Regions from separate parts of the Homo sapiens genome. Here region 2 is linked to region 1. Evidence: chromatin contacts called from ENCODE Hi-C or POLR2A ChIA-PET data. All regions are on one chromosome and are shown on one strand. Each heading gives the region's core, a stretch centred on a gene start or an enhancer-like site at or near the end of the contact. The rest is flanking DNA. Distances are from core to core; before and after follow the strand shown.

Region 1 (4,279 bases), core at 1,265-3,764:
TCCCGAGTAGCTGGGACTACAGGTGCCTGCCACCATGCCCGGCTAATTTTTTTTTTTGTATTTTTAGTAGAGACGGGGTTTCACTGTGCTAGCCAGGATGGTCTTGATTTCCTGACCTCGTAATCCACCTGCCTCGGCCTCCCAAAGTGCTAGGATTACAGGCGTGAGCCACTGCGCCCAGCCCTATGTTTAACTTTTTGAGGTTGGGGAGAGTTCCCTGGAGGAGGTGCTGTCCATGTGAGGACCCTAAGGAACAATAGGAACTCACCTGTGTGTTGTGGTTGGATGGTGAAGCAGAGTGAAGGTGACAAAACCAGTTCCTGGAGGCCTGCCACTGACATTCAGCCCTGACCTTAGGCCTGAGGCTACCCAAACCATGCCCCCCACACTGCTGAGGGCCTATGGAGTCTGGGCTGTGTGCTGGGTCCTCCTTAGGCAACCATCATGTGGAGGAAAAGGCGTCAGTATGCCTCAGGAAAGAGGCCTTTGCACCTGGTGGGGCCTGGCTGAGACACTCCTGCCACCCCTATGCTCATCCAAACAGGCCAGAGTTCTGATCCTGCTGCGTTGTCCCTGCCCAATCCTACGCTGGAGCACACTTTGGAGCCGCCTGCATGGAATTCCAATTCTGGTTCTGCAATTTCCTTAGCCGTGTGGCCCTGAGTCAGTCTCTCTACCACTCTGACCCTCAGCGTCATCATCTAGGAAATAAACAGAATTGCAGCAATAGGGAGAGTCAACAAGTGCTGTCTGTCCTGAGCACTCACTGTTTCACAGAGAAGAACTCATTTAATTCCCACAGCTCTGTCTCTGGGACAGGTGCTATTGTCCCCATCTCACAGATGAGGAGACTGAGGTACAGAGAGGTTGACAGTTGCCTGGGGTCAGATCCCTTAGTAAATGGCAGAGCTGGGCTTTGAGGCAGGCAGTGAGAACACAGGCCCTTCACTCATCATTGTATGGCCCTATTGTTGCTGTTAGGTGGTACCATAGTTTCAAATGAAATTTCTCAAAGGTCAACAGAACGGGATAATGAAGATTGTGTTCCCACCCCTCTGCCATGGCCAGTTCTGCCCCTCACACATTCCCAGCCACTTCCCCCTCTCTTGCTTAATGTCGAAGCTGGTCCTAAGCACTCTATCATTGTATCTGTAAATATTTCAGTGTGTGTCTCTAGGAGAGGACTGCATTTTTCAGCATCTACCTGCCCCTCTGTGTTCCTTGCACACCCAAAACTTTCAGCACTAGCCCTGACACACAGGAAGTCCTTTGTGTTTGCTGAATGAGTGAGTAAATGAGTGAATGACTGAGTGAAGGAGTGAGTGAATTAGTGAAGGAGTGAGTGAATGAGTGAGCGACTGAATAAATGGGTGAAGGAGTGAGTGAATGAGTAAAGGAGTGAGGGAATTAGTGACTCAGTGAGTGAGTGAAAGAGTATATGAAAGAGTAAGTGAGTGAAAGAGTGAGTGAATGAATGAGTCAGTGAGTGAGTGAATGAGTGAATAAGAAATGAGTGAGGGAATTAGTGAAAGAGTGAATGAATGGGGGTGAGTGACTGAAGGGGTGAGTAAATTAGTGAATGAGTGAGTGAGGGAATGAATGAGTGGGTGAGTGAGGGAATGAATGAGTGGGTGAGTGAGGGAATGAGTGAGTGAATGACTGGGTGGGTGAGTGAGTGAGGGAGTGAATGAGTGAGTGGGTGAGGGAATGAGTGGGTGAGGGAATGAGTGAGTGAGTGAGGGAATGAATGAGTGAATGAGAAAGTGAGCGAATGAGGGAGTGAATGAGGGAATGAATGAAAGAGTGAATGAGTGAGAGAAAGAATAAGTGAATGAGAGTGAGTAAATGAGTGAGCGAGTGAATCAGTGAATGAGCAAATGAGGAAATGAGTGAGTGAATGAGGGAATGAATGAGTGAGTGAATGAGGGAGTGAATGAGGGAATGAATGAAAGAGATGAGTGAGGGAAAGAATAAGTGAATGAGAGTGAGTAAATGAGTGAGTGAGAGAATCAGTGAATGAGCAAATGAGGAAATGAGTGAGTGAATGAGGGAATGAATGAGTGAGTGAATGAGGGAATGAATGAGGGAATGAGTGAGTGAGGGAATGAGTAAGCGAGTGAATGACTGCGCGAAGGAATGAATGAAAGCGAATGAGTGGGTGAGGGAGTGAGTGGGTGAGGGAGTGAGTGAATGAGTGAGTGAGTGAGGAAATGAATGAGTGAGAGTGAATGAATGAGTGAGTGATCCCATGGAGCCAGCTGGCCAGGACCTCACGTTTTCTGTGGATCCCATGTGAGAGTCACTCTTTCGTTCCCCAAGAGCTAACGAGGAGCCCTGGCTGCCCTGAGCTGGGAGGGCCGGAGACCTCCCTGGAAACGAGGCCTGCGACCCCTCAGTGTAAGTAGGTGACAATTTATGACAGGGATAAGCGCGCCTAAGCCTCAAAGAAAAACAGTGCGTGTTTATGCAGGGCCGCACTTCCAGCCTGCTGAGGCCTCTGCAGACGCGGCTTGGGAGGCTGCCGCCCGACCCGGGCCAAATTGGACAGAGGTGCAGAGAGCCAGCCCACCCACTTCCCACCCGGCCCGCCGCAGCCTGCGTGTGTGGGGCAGCAGCGGGGGGAGTGCCCCTGTCTGTCTGGAGGAGCGGAGGCCACCTGCGTGTTCCGTGGGGTCCAGCCAGACGGGTCCCTGCCTCAGCAGCTGGAGGGCAGCGTGTGGGCTCGCCCTCTGGCTGCCCATAATTGCATCATTGTGTCTGTGAACTTGCAGTCGAGGGCAGGGTTGAGGAATAACGTGGATCTTCCGAGCCCAAATGTCTGCCCTGTCTTGGTTCTTTTCAATCCCGCTCACCCATGCTAACCCAAGGCCTTGTCTGCTGGCCGTGGCTGCGGTCTCCAGCATGTGTCTCCTCCAAGCTGTCTCCAGCCCTCTTGCTCCGTGCTCTCATCCTGTCTCATTCACGGACCCCTATTGGCTCCTGCTACTCAACTGAGGCTGGCAGTCCTGAATTCCCAACCGATACTCGTCTTTAGGGTTTGGGGACAATATTCCTGGGAAATCACAGTAATTCGTGAAATCATAAGTTATTTTACATCTTCCAAAACACTTCATGTGATTTAAATAAGAATGAGAGATCCTAATAGTAAACGGGAAATCATTTTTCTGTGATACAATTAAATCAAAAGTCCCAGCGTGTTTTATATTAAAAAAAGACATAATGATAAATACTTGGCTTAATGTTTTATATCATTATCTTTTGACAATATTATGTCATTTGGTAGCATTTCACATTAATCTGTCCCTTATTCAGACATGTGATAACAGAAAATATTAAAAGAAAGACACAATAACAAAATAAACCTCAAAAATCATTAAAAAATTGAAGTACCACAGATATTTAGTGTAGTTACCAATCTTACGGTGAAATTTTAGAAAACAGTGTACTAATGTTTTAGGCCTGTCTGAAGGTCTTGATCTTTGCTTCATAACATTAATCTGGACGTAGAAACGTTTATTTTGCTGTTAACGTTGTTTGGATTGCTGAGCGTGCATCCCAAAGCGTCTGCGACTGTGCGTTAGGTACCTGTTGCCTCATCTACGTTTCTTTCTTTTTTTTTTTTATTATACTTTAAGTTCTAGGGTACATGTGCACAACGTGCAGGTTTGTTACATAGGTATACGTGTGCCGTGTTGGTTTGCTACACCCATTAACTAGTCATTTACATTAGGTATTTCTCCTAATGCTATCCCTCCCTCAGCCTCCCAACCCCACGACAGGCCCTGGTGTGTGATGTTCCCCACCCTGTGTCCAAGTGATCTCATTGTTCAGTTCCCACCTATGAGTGAGAACATGCGGTGTGTGGTTTTCTGTCCTTGTGATAGTTTGCTGAGAATGATGGTTTCCAGCTTATTTCTTTTTTAACGGTTTCCTTCTTAACAGTTAACAGAAGACAATATTTTGTCTCCTGGCTCTTTGGATGGTTTGCCACTGAAATTGGGTTTTACTAACTGCGATTGAAGATCAGTCTCTGATTTTGCTTGGTGGATTCTATAGTAATATTCATTCCTTCTTCGGTTTGCATTTCTTCTTAGATCTTTATAAAGTTCTATGTGCCCTGGAGTGCCTATTTCTACTCCAAAAGCATGCCACATTCAGATCTTCTGGAAGTGTTGACAGCCCCACACCGAATCATGTATTGAAATGGCCAATTTAAGGACTTACTTTGATTCCGTAACTTGTTATTTCTTGGAACACCTCTCATAGGATTTGTATAGAG
Region 2 (4,279 bases), core at 769-3,268, 49 kb before region 1:
GTTCCCTTTCTCCAGGGCTTCTTGTCTGAACTCACCCCCTCGGCTCTCAGCACCATTCTCCACTTTTAGGAAAAGAAACTCTACAATTTCTATGCAAACATCGGATAAGAAGGGGAGGGGGAGTGACTTTGATTTTCATTTTAAGACTCTGAAAGACGGAGAAAGTAAGCAGAAGCGGGCTGGTGTATTTCAGAGGCTCCCAGTGAGTCCCTACTAAATTTACCTAATAAAATGAATTTTTAAAATTTTCGTTTTCTCATTTCATTCCAGCAGAAAATGAGTTTGCCTTTATAATGTCCAGATCTTTCCAACTCTATTGAGTGAGAAATTAACTTACAAAATTTAAATACTTTGGTACACACATGCACACACACCCGAAATGAAGTAAAGTGTGCCTGTAACACAATAGCAAGCCTGATTTTAGGGTCCTAGGACACATTTTTTTTAATGATGTGTAATAAAGAAAAATCAGATTCAGTTAAAAAAATTTCTCTCTTAAAATGGGTGAATTGTAATACTCAGTAAATTTAATTGTAATTTTTATTTGTTAATATAAGTTGCCTTTTTAAAATCTTCTGCACGTCTTGTCAAATTATTGAGAGGACTGCAAAGAAAACATATGTTAATGTGCTAGGCCACAGTTGACTCCTTTCCTTTCCACGAAACTAGTCCAAGTAGTGTAGGAAATTATGAAACTATAGAGTTCTCTGTGAAAAGAATACCCTGCCTTTCATTTCCAAGATAAAGCAATTAATACTGGAATTTCAAGGCAAATCTAATGATCAGTTAGGAGGGAAAAGGAGGAGGAAGGCAGGATGGTTATTTGCGTAAGAAAGTCCAGAAATCGACATCGGACAGATGTATCGTGGAATGTGATGATATTTATAAGGAAAAATCACATAAACTTTAAAAATGAAAGTTGTTTTGCTTAAACGACTGAAAAAAAGAATTCAGAATAATATTTGGGTTATCCTAGTTTTGTACGCTTGTGTTCACCAAAGCGTTCAGGGTCCAGGAGGATTAAAGAGCTCCATCACAAGGAGTGTTTTTGTGTGTGTGCATGCGTGTGCGTGTCTGTGTGCGCGTGTGTGCGTGTCTGGGTGCATGTGTGTGCGTGTATGTGCGCGCGCGTGTGTCTGGGTGCGTGTGTGTGCGCACGTGTGTGTCTGTGTGTGCGTGTGTGTGCGCGTGTGTGTGAGTGTGTGTGTCTCTACCCAGCTCTCCTACACCTTAGCCCCAAGGATGATGGGGAGAAAAATGTGGGAGCTGACTAGGTGGAACCAAATCTTTACTCCAGAAATTTATAGCTAATATAAAACTCTTAAAAATGAAAAAAAAACAGTTTTCTTACCTTTTTAAAAAGTCTTCTCTTTGGGGGGTTATGTCAGGGGATAGAGGAATGGGCTTGAGCCAGTTTTCAAAATTGCTATAGGCCAGGCGTGGTGGCTCCTGCCTGTAATCCCAGCACTTTGAGAGGCCGAGGCGGGAGGATCGCTTGAGCTCAGGAGTTTGAGACCAGCCTGGGAAACATAGCAATGCCCTGTCTCTACAAAAAATTTAAAAATTAGCCGGGCGTGGTGGTGTGCGCCTGTGTTCCCAGCTGCTCGGGAGGCTGAGGCAGGAGGGTCGCTTGAGCCCAGAAGGTCCAGACTGCATTGAGTGGAGATCGCACTACTGCACTCCAGCCTGAATGACAGAGTGAGACCGTCTCAAAACAAAAACAAAAACAAAAACCAACCAAAAAACCAAAACCAACTCCCTCCCCGCCCCCGAAACAACAACAACAACAACAAAACCCCCAAAAACCAAATTGCTATAGACCAATATTTCCAGGTCCCTGTGATTTTGATTAGAGAGTTTTGTTCTTGTTCTTCTGTTCCGTAAACTATGGTATTCTACCTCTTAAACGCATTTTTAAGCTTTCTAGTTTGGATGGCCTTAAACAGAGAAGCCCGTCCCTGGGTGGGGAGGTTTGTCCGCTGTCCAGTAGATGGCGCTGTGACTTCTAGAGTGAGGGGGGTGGGGGTGGGGACGACACCGCGTCGCAGCCCGAAGTCACAGGGGCCACCCCGTCGCCTCTCCCAGGGTGTATCCATCGGGCTCTAAACCCAAGAAGAAAAACTTTTTGAGGCCTCTCCTGAAATGTGCTAATCTATCAAAGAGCATTTATAGTATTTAAGCCAAATGTTAATTAACAAATAGCTCACCCTCCTCAAACAGTCTGAGATAGTGCCCAGCTAGAGTTTAAAGAAATACTTCCTGGAAATGTTTGAGATAAAAATGGAATAACGTAGTAGCTATTTCAATATTTTATCAGTTGCCCATATTTAAAAAAATAAAAGATCCTCACCTTTCTCCTAGAGTAATCATGAAGAACGTACATTTTATGTTATATGAAATGTTATGTGCGTAAAAATGGTCAAATGAAACCAGGCAGGTATAGATAATGGTAGTCTCGCCTTCTCAAAAAGCGTTTTCCTTTTCATGCAGTGGTGGCGTGAATACGCACCCTGGACATTGTATTTCACTACATCAGCACCTGCTAAAATGGTAAACCAGCTTCTTAGACGCGTTAAACCTCCACCTCCCTTGAGTGATTCCAGGGTAATCTTCTCCTCTTCCCCACTCAGAAAAGTTTCTAGTTTATTTTAAAAACAAACATTTTTCTATCCCCATCTCTTGCTACAGAGAATCTCAACTAAGGATGGTGCTTATCACTCTTCAACATATTTGATATTAAAATTAAAATAATTTTAAAACAATTTTGAATAATTTCAATGTTTAGACTCTTCATGGGATGACGTGATTTCTTACTATGTTTTAAGTAATGATTTGCGATATCTTTTTTTAATTTAAAAAGAAGTAGTGTGCATGTTGACAAGTATTGTAAACAAACTGGCATTCAACAACAGCAACAAAAAGATTTATTCCTTTTCCTAAGAATGATGTTATCCTTTATTCTGGAAAAAAAAAATGAAGCAGTATTCATTTGCCTCCAGTTTGAAATACTACTTAAAGACTTAGAAATATGTAAATGTAGCTTAGGACAATGACTTCATCGAGCCTGGTAGTAATTAATCTTGTACAGTTCTTTAAAAATTTAATTGAATGACATGTTAGTTTTATAGTTGTATGAATTTAAAAATTGTGCAAGTCACTCACTATTCATAACTCGAGCCTATGTATTAATAAAATGATTGTGCAAAAAACCAGCTGTTTAAATAAATTCTGTTCTGCTTTAAAGATTTTGCCCTTTGGGGAGAAAGTCATTTAAGTATTGAGTGGCAGTGGCCAGTGAACAATAGTCAAAATGTAAATAAATCTTCCTGAAACTTAGTTCTAATTTTCTTGAGCAAGATACTAACCCATAAAAAATAAACATTGTTTATTGAACCACGTTTGCATCAGTGAACCTTTGTAAAATGATATGGAGAAAATATGAACTTCTATGTCCCAAGTACTTTACTTTGCTTCCTTAGCAGAACAGAGAGAGCTATTCGATAGGTATGAACTGAAGAAAATAGAATTAGTGCCTCTGGTGAGAGAGTCATTCAGATTTGTACAGTTGCACGGAGGTGATCATACTAGAATTAACACCAAAAAATTGTGTCATTTGGCATCTTGGCTTAAGGGATAATTTAATTACACCACCTATTAGTGTTGACTTACGTTTCTGCGCCAGCCAGCCTTCTTATAATCTTGTTTATTTCCAGAAATCACATTTGTGACAGCTCTAATAGGCCATTCAACAGCAAAGATTTTCTCATTTAGTTGAAAATATTTCAGGCTTCAGAAACTAGCAAGGAAGGAAAGGCATATTTAGACTTCATATGTCAGAGTAAACTGATTTGGGGCAAGATTTAAAAACTGAACTCAACATGCCTGTTTGACCAATTTCAGCCTAAAATATTTTTATGTTTTAATTTGACAACTAAGCTGACAAGACTTCAGCTGATGCAGAGATTATTGCTCCGTCTGACTTGTGTGTGTGTGTGTGTGTGTGTAAGGGTAGAAAGTGGATCAGGCACGGTCTTTGCATGTGGGTTTACAGAAACACCTCAGAGGTTTGCATTGCCAGCAAGTGCGTCCATCTGCACCTATCACTGACTTGGAGTAATGGTGAACTCTTTCAGATTCTGGGTCCTGTGTTTGTAAACTTCCCACTTTTCGTTTTTTGAGAACGTTATTTTGATCTCTGCAAACGAAGGTGGGGAGATGTAGTTACTTCCCTCTTAACAGCTGAATGCAATCAGAGTGCTTTTGGGTGTTGTTTTAGTTA

What was found. A loop is a pair of places that touch in the nucleus more often than their neighbours do. ChIA-PET counts read pairs that join two places held with the same protein, here RNA polymerase II (POLR2A). Pooled maps may share reads with other maps.
Region 2: a loop to region 1 is called in a map of MCF 10A, with 3 times the contacts of the local background. The contact joins two enhancer-like sites. A Hi-C loop is called at or near these places in 4 of 168 maps with a recorded cell type or tissue (MCF 10A, PC-3, endothelial cell of umbilical vein and 1 more), 1 of 37 single-sample maps with no recorded cell type and 3 of 50 pooled maps. POLR2A ChIA-PET finds 5 or more read pairs at or near these places in 2 of 52 experiments (K562 and activated T-cell).

Annotation. Positions count from the first base shown.
Region 1 is chr16:87,011,631-87,015,909 of GRCh38, reverse strand. No RefSeq gene overlaps it. Among named protein-coding and RNA genes, the nearest start is that of LINC02181, 44 kb to the left of the region's middle. RefSeq lists enhancers at 1,974-2,534, 2,535-3,096. Within about 2 kb of position 2,514, at least 3 of the 41 ENCODE cell types and tissues checked have a DNase peak (open chromatin) inside an H3K27ac peak, as active enhancers do.
Region 2 is chr16:87,060,575-87,064,853 of GRCh38, reverse strand. LINC02181 (long intergenic non-protein coding RNA 2181) reads right to left here. Exons shown (of 3, transcript NR_126008.1): 2 at 3,670-3,796; 3 at 863-2,102. Among named protein-coding and RNA genes, the nearest start is that of LINC02181, 4.9 kb to the right of the region's middle. Within about 2 kb of position 2,018, at least 4 of the 41 ENCODE cell types and tissues checked have a DNase peak (open chromatin) inside an H3K27ac peak, as active enhancers do.